Regions from separate parts of the Homo sapiens genome. Here region 1 is linked to region 2. Evidence: chromatin contacts called from ENCODE Hi-C or POLR2A ChIA-PET data. All regions are on one chromosome and are shown on one strand. The core of a region is the stretch at or near the end of the contact, and the rest is flanking DNA. Distances in the headings are between cores, read along the strand shown.

Region 1 (3,106 bases), core at 37-2,536, 510 kb after region 2:
GTGATCCACCTGCCTGGGCCTCCCAAAGTGCTGGGATTACAGGCATGAGCCAATGTGCTCAGGCCAAAACTTTGTAAGTTTTAATGGTCTGTTACATTAAAGGTTTTAGTGGCAGATTATTTCAAAATATTATTGATCAACATAAACAATGTATATTACAGTTTCCTGTTTGAAATCTTGTCTGTCATTTGTATTCTTAAATCTATTTTGTTACAAATCACCACAGTTGTTTTTGCCTTGAATGACTAGGTAGCATTTGAAGCTGATTGGTTGTCCACCACACAATTCTTTACACAGGGACAGGAAATACTACGTGTTATACCAAGAAGTGTCTTTAGCCAATACATAATTTACAGATTTATCTGGGAGCTCTTTTAAAATAGTGTTCTATGGCCGAGCGCGGTGGCTCACACTTGTAATCTCAGCACTTTGAGAGGCCGAGGCAGGAGGATTGCTTGAGTCCAGGAGTTCGAGACCAGCCTGGGCCACATGATGAAAATCCGTCTCGACAAAAAATACAAAATATAGCTGGGTGTAGTGACACATGCCTGTGGTCCCAGCTACCTGGGAGGCTAAGGTGGGAGAATCACCTGAGCCCAGGAGTTCGAGGCCGCAGTGAGTTGTGATTGTACCACTGCTCTCCAGCCTGGACGACCAAGTGAGAACCTGTCTCAAAAAAAAAGTGTCCTGTAAGTACAAAACAGCATGGTGTAATGAAAGAGCATAGTCTTTGGAGTTAGACTGTTTCTGGCACTGCGAAGCCTTGGGTAAGTTGTCTTCTTTCTCTTCTTTGGTCCTCACTTTCTGAAAGTGCATTGTGAAGATTTATTGAGTTAACAGTGAACGCATGGAACCATTGGTACCACATCAAATATGAAGAAATTCACTCAGCAGTGGAGCTGCATTTTTAAATTAGTTTCATAAAGTCAAGCAAATGAACTTGATTAGTTACATGATTGGATTAAAGGTGACTAGGCTTTAAATCATGAAATATTTCAAGGAAAAGAAAATGATCCCATGGTGGTATCAAGTTTCAAATGGCAGTGGTTGGGATTCTATGAGCAAAAGGGACCAAATTTACAATGAGAGTACAGGAGGTGAATTTGGAAATTGAGTCTCATTTTTTTAGCCCTCTGTCTGTTTTGTGTTCACTTACTTCCTTTTTTCTGAGGTTCTGAAACAAAAACAAAACGTAGGCTCTGCAACAGCTGAAGGAGCTTTTGAATTCTTTCTGAAGAGGAAATTGACTTTACCTAACCAATGCACTTCCTGTGTATGCTATATCCGCTAAAGAGCAAGACAGGACCTCAGAGGCACAGTGCTCAACTGCAGAATTTCCTCTTGGCCATTCGAAATGTATTACAGCGTTCTGACACAAGGTCTTCACTTATTCTGGTATCTGTAATATGTATACAAAGCAACTGAGGGTCCTGTTAAAAATACAGATTTGGCCGGGTGCGGTGGCTCATGCCTGTAATCCCAGCACCTTGGGAGGCTGAGGCGGGCAGATCACAAGGTCAGGAGTTCGCGACCAGCCTGGCCAAAATGGTGAAACCCCGTCTCTACTAAAAATACAAAAAAATTAGCTGGGCTTGGTGGCGCATGCCTGTAATCCCAGCTACTAGGGGGGCTGAGGCAGGAGAACTGCTTGAACCTGGGAGGCGGAGGTTGCAGTGAGCCGAGTTGGCGCCACTGCACTCCAGCCTGGGCGACAGAGCAAGACTCAAAAAAAAAATATATATATATACAGGTTTGGCTGGGCGCGTTGGCTCACGCCTGTAATTCCAGCACTTTGGGAGGCTGAGGCAGAAGGATCACCTGAGGTCAGGAGTTCGAGACCAGCCTGACCAATATGATGAAACCCCATCTCTACTAAAAATACAAAAATTAGCCAGGCATGGTGGCATGCGCCTGTAATCCCAGCTACTCAGGAGGCTGAGACAGGAGAATCACTTGAACCCGGGAGGTGGAGGTTGCAGTGAGCCAAGATTGCTCCATTGCACTGCAGCCTGGGTAACAAGAGCAAAACTCCATCTCCAAAAAAAAAAAAAAAAAAAAAAAAAATATAGGTTCTAGGGGAGGAGGAGGAAAGAAAAAAAATTCATGTTCTGATTTAGCAGTTCTGGGTGGGGCCTGAGATTCTGAATTTCTAACAGTATCCCAGGGGTTGTGTTAAAATCATAAGGTATTCTCTCTTTGGTTCTTTTAGAAAGTTCTTTGAAACACACATGATTAACTGCGTTTTCACTCAACAGCATTTGTTTACCAGATGCTATGTAGATGAGGGCCCAGTTTGCAAAGATCTCATAGTTGAATGGTGAGCTGAATCAAGTGCAATTTGGGTTTATGGCCTTTCTTTCTTTTTAAAATTTTTACTTGGATTTATTTCACAGAAATTCTTTGGTAAATACAGAAATTAGTTAACAATTAATTTAGGATTTCTCTTTGTGATTTAAAGAATTATTTTACTAACTGCATAAATATTATTATAACTGCGTTAATGTCAAATGGAGAGAAAAGGGCTGGATGAGGTGGCTCACGCCTTATCCCAGCACTTTGGGAGGCTAAGGTGGGTGGATCACCGGAGATCAGGAGTTCAAGACCAGCTTGGCGAAACTTTGTCTCTACTAAAAATACAAAAATTAGCCAGGCGTGGTGGCATGCGCCTGTAATCTCAGCTACTCAGGAGACTAAGGCAGGAGAATCTCTTGAACCCAGAAGGCAGAGGTTGCAGTGAGCCGAGATTGCGCCACTGCACTCCAGTCTGGGCCACAAGAGTGAAACTCTGTGTCAAAAAAAAAAAAAAAAAAAAAAAAAAAAAAAAGGAAAGAAAATTGTTTCTATGGTCTGCCCACCCAGTAAATGATACTGCTCTTTTTCTGTTTTAGTCCTTGGGCATGGGCATTTTTTGTTTTTACATGGTCGTGAACATTGCTGGGAAACAATATTGTATTCTGCTTTTTAAATTTAGAGAGAATTTAGAGAATAAATAGAAAGTTTTTAAATCTCTATATTAACTGTTGAAATATTGTCCTTTATTCATATTTTGATATGTTCTTTCTTGGTGGATTTTTCTTATACTTTAAACTTTCTTGATAAGAGAAAG
Region 2 (3,035 bases), core at 266-2,765:
GTGTGAGCCACCATGTCCTGCTTTTATAATTTTTAAACAATCTTCTCATCTGATGTTTATGTACACAAACATTTCTGAATCATTGTTGTATGTATTAGGGAACTGTTCAACCGGTTTTATTTTCCCTTAAAGAAAGGGTGGTATGACCAAAGACAGTGATGTATACAAGATATAAGAAGGATTCAGGGCTACCGAAAAGGCACTGTAGAGTCTAGGTATGACCTGATAAGGATCTAAAATAGTACTGTTGACAGTAAAAACAGGGAAAAAGAAACTGATCCAACAATATGAAGGAAGGACCAACATGATTCAAAGTCTGATCAGGACTGAGAGGACTTAAATTAAAATGATGTGTTGTATACTAAGCCTCTGATATTAGAATGTTGCTATCATGAACAGAAACAAGAAGACTGTCACAGGCAGCCTCCTTTAAAGAAAAAATAAAGTTCTTTTTATTTCATTAATTTAATTAATTTTTAAGAGATGGAGTCTTGCTATGTTACCCAGGCTGGATTTGAACTCCTGGGCTCCACCAGTGATCCTCCTACCTCAACCTACCTAGTAGCTGGGATTACAGATATGTGCTGCCATATCCAGTTCTTTTTTTTTTTTTTTTTTTTTTTTTTTTTTTTTTTGAGACAGAGTCTTACTCTGTCTTCCTGGCTGGAGTGCAGTGGCATGATCTTAGCTCATGCAGCCAAGATCTCATGATCTCTGCAGCCTCCACGTCCCGGGTTCAAGCTATTCTCCTGTCTCAGCCTCCCAAGTAGGTGGGACTACAGGTGCATGCTACCCTGCCTGGTTAATTTTTATATTTTTAGTAGAGACAGGTTTTCTCTATGTTGGCCAGGCTGGTCTTGAACTCCTGGCCTCAAGTGATCTGCCTGCGTCAACCCTCCCAACGTGCTGGGATTACAGGTGTGAGCCACCGTGTTCAGCCCATACCTAGTTCTTAAAGTCTGTTTCAGTCATGTTAAACTTGAGGTGATGACAGGATGTTTGACAGTTGTGTGTGTGTGTGTGTGTGTGTGTGTGTGTGTGTATACACACACTACACCACACGAAAGCATTTTCTGTCCCATATAATCTAAGTTTACTAGATATTTTCTCAAATAATTGCTGCAGTTCCACAATTGTTACATTATCTGATCAGTATCCCATGGACTCCAAACTCACATTTTCAAATCAGTCTGTAGATTTCAAATAAGTCTTTTAGAGAAGATTTGAAATGGAAGATACCATTTCAAAACCTCTTTTGAATGACACTAAAGCATGTAGCAGGCCTATAGAATGAGCATACTGTCAAAAGGCATTAAGTGGAAAACCCTCCCTGCTCTGGAGGCGGGGATTGGTTCTACAAAGCCTCCTGTCATGCCAGTGGCCAACTAGAGAAGTTGGAGCTTTTTCGTTGTTTTTTTTTTTTTCCCTCCTGTGACATGTGCTTTAGTTGCAGTGGAAAGGAAATGTGTCATCTGTGGTTTGGTTTTAAAAGTGGAAAACTAGCTGCACATATCCTTTTTTACTGCAGATTTACTTTAAGGCTCATATTCTCCAAGTCTATTCTGCTTTAAAAAGAAGACAAGAAAAGAAGTGGTTTATCAAAATCACGTTATAATCAGATTTTGACCAAGCATTTTGTAAGGTAGGTCATATATATACGGCTTTTCTTATGCCTTTTCACTTCTAACGTCTGACAGATTAGTGTTCGAGGAAATGCTATCAAAGTGTGTAAGAATCTCACTAACAAACTAGAATTGTGACTGAAAATGTATACTTTTTTTTTCTGTCCTGTTACATAAATTTTAAGTTAGAAATGAAAAAATTTGCCATCGCCATGGAGTTTTAAATTAGGATTACGAAGGATCTAAGTTTGGTTTCCTCAAGTAAACTGGAAATGTTTTGTTATTTTTCAAAAGTTAAAAAATAAATTTCTCATTACTAATGCTTGGACATTACAAATTCTACTGAAAATAAATTCTACTGAAAATGATCAGATATAAGAAAACTTCTGATAACACAACCTGGCCTCCAAGGCATAAACTGGAGTAAAAACAGTCCTCAATTCTCAGGCATTTGTAAGGGCAAGAGAAAGTCTCATTTTGTCATACAGTTTGTTTATTTGGGCACTGCAGTACATCTGGCTGAAGACAATCAACAGCAGGCCTATTATCTGTTCCGTGGTAAGCACTGTTAAAATGTGTACCAATACTATGATGTATACTACACTGTTAATGAACTAATGTGAAAAGAATAATCTACTTTAAATCATTCTAGCATCTAATACAGAAGTCCAGTCTAGTATAAAAAGATGGAAATTACTTGCTAATCCAATTTCAAGTATTTCTTTTTGTGGAAGAATCATGAAATATCCAAAGATTTATGTCACTAAACTTAAAAATTAAAGCTGAACACTATTATACAAAAGCCAGTGACTTGGGCCTTTAATTGTCTACTAAAGGTCATAATCTAAAAAGTAATCTTAATCCTGGAATATTTAATAGTTTTTCCTCCCTACTATTAATATGAAATATAGTCTCCAGTTAGCATTGTTTATTACATGCTACTTTTGTTTGCATAACTCAACGTATCACATTTCTTATTTTCAATTTCTGTATTTTAATAGTATACAAATGTCAGCCAATGACATATAACAACCATTTCTTATAAAACCTTGATGTTCAAAAGCCTGACTAGCAGTGGCATCCATGTTGCTTAGGAGTTGGTTTGGAAACAAAGACTTTCAGGCCCTACCTATACTAGCTAGGTAAGAATCTGCCTTTTTTTTTTTTTTTTAAATAAAAGGACTCCTAAGTACATTTGAGAAGAATTTCTATAGCATACGTAGGGTTCTTAACCAGGCAATTTCATTTAGTAAATCTCAGGAGAACAATATAGTTTTGCTTTTAGTTCATTCAAATAAATGCTAACAATAAAATACTCCTTTCAAAAGTAGCTCAAGACAAACTGGTATATTATTATAAGATACCTTAATAATGATTATAAATCTTTCCTGCTGGGTTAGCAGTACATGGAAC

The links. A loop is a pair of places that touch in the nucleus more often than their neighbours do. ChIA-PET counts read pairs that join two places held with the same protein, here RNA polymerase II (POLR2A). Pooled maps may share reads with other maps.
Region 1: a loop to region 2 is called in a map of CD8-positive, alpha-beta T cell, with 7 times the contacts of the local background. The contact joins the enhancer-like site here to the promoter of EVI2A in region 2. A Hi-C loop is called at or near these places in 2 of 168 maps with a recorded cell type or tissue (CD8-positive, alpha-beta T cell and naive thymus-derived CD4-positive, alpha-beta T cell) and 7 of 50 pooled maps. POLR2A ChIA-PET finds 5 or more read pairs at or near these places in 7 of 52 experiments (CD4-positive, alpha-beta T cell, GM12878, OCI-LY7 and 4 more).

What each region holds. Positions count from the first base shown.
Region 1 is chr17:30,807,236-30,810,341 of GRCh38, reverse strand. The region is part of intron 1 of CRLF3 (cytokine receptor like factor 3); the gene reads left to right. Among named protein-coding and RNA genes, the nearest start is that of CRLF3, 16 kb to the left of the region's middle. Within about 2 kb of position 1,286, at least 8 of the 41 ENCODE cell types and tissues checked have a DNase peak (open chromatin) inside an H3K27ac peak, as active enhancers do; they include CD4-positive, alpha-beta T cell, CD8-positive, alpha-beta T cell, GM12878 and 1 more, where a contact is called at or near this core.
Region 2 is chr17:31,320,102-31,323,136 of GRCh38, reverse strand. EVI2A (ecotropic viral integration site 2A) reads left to right here and starts at 1,515. Exons shown (of 2, transcript NM_014210.4): 1 at 1,515-1,642. All of the region lies in intron 36 of NF1 (neurofibromin 1), which reads right to left.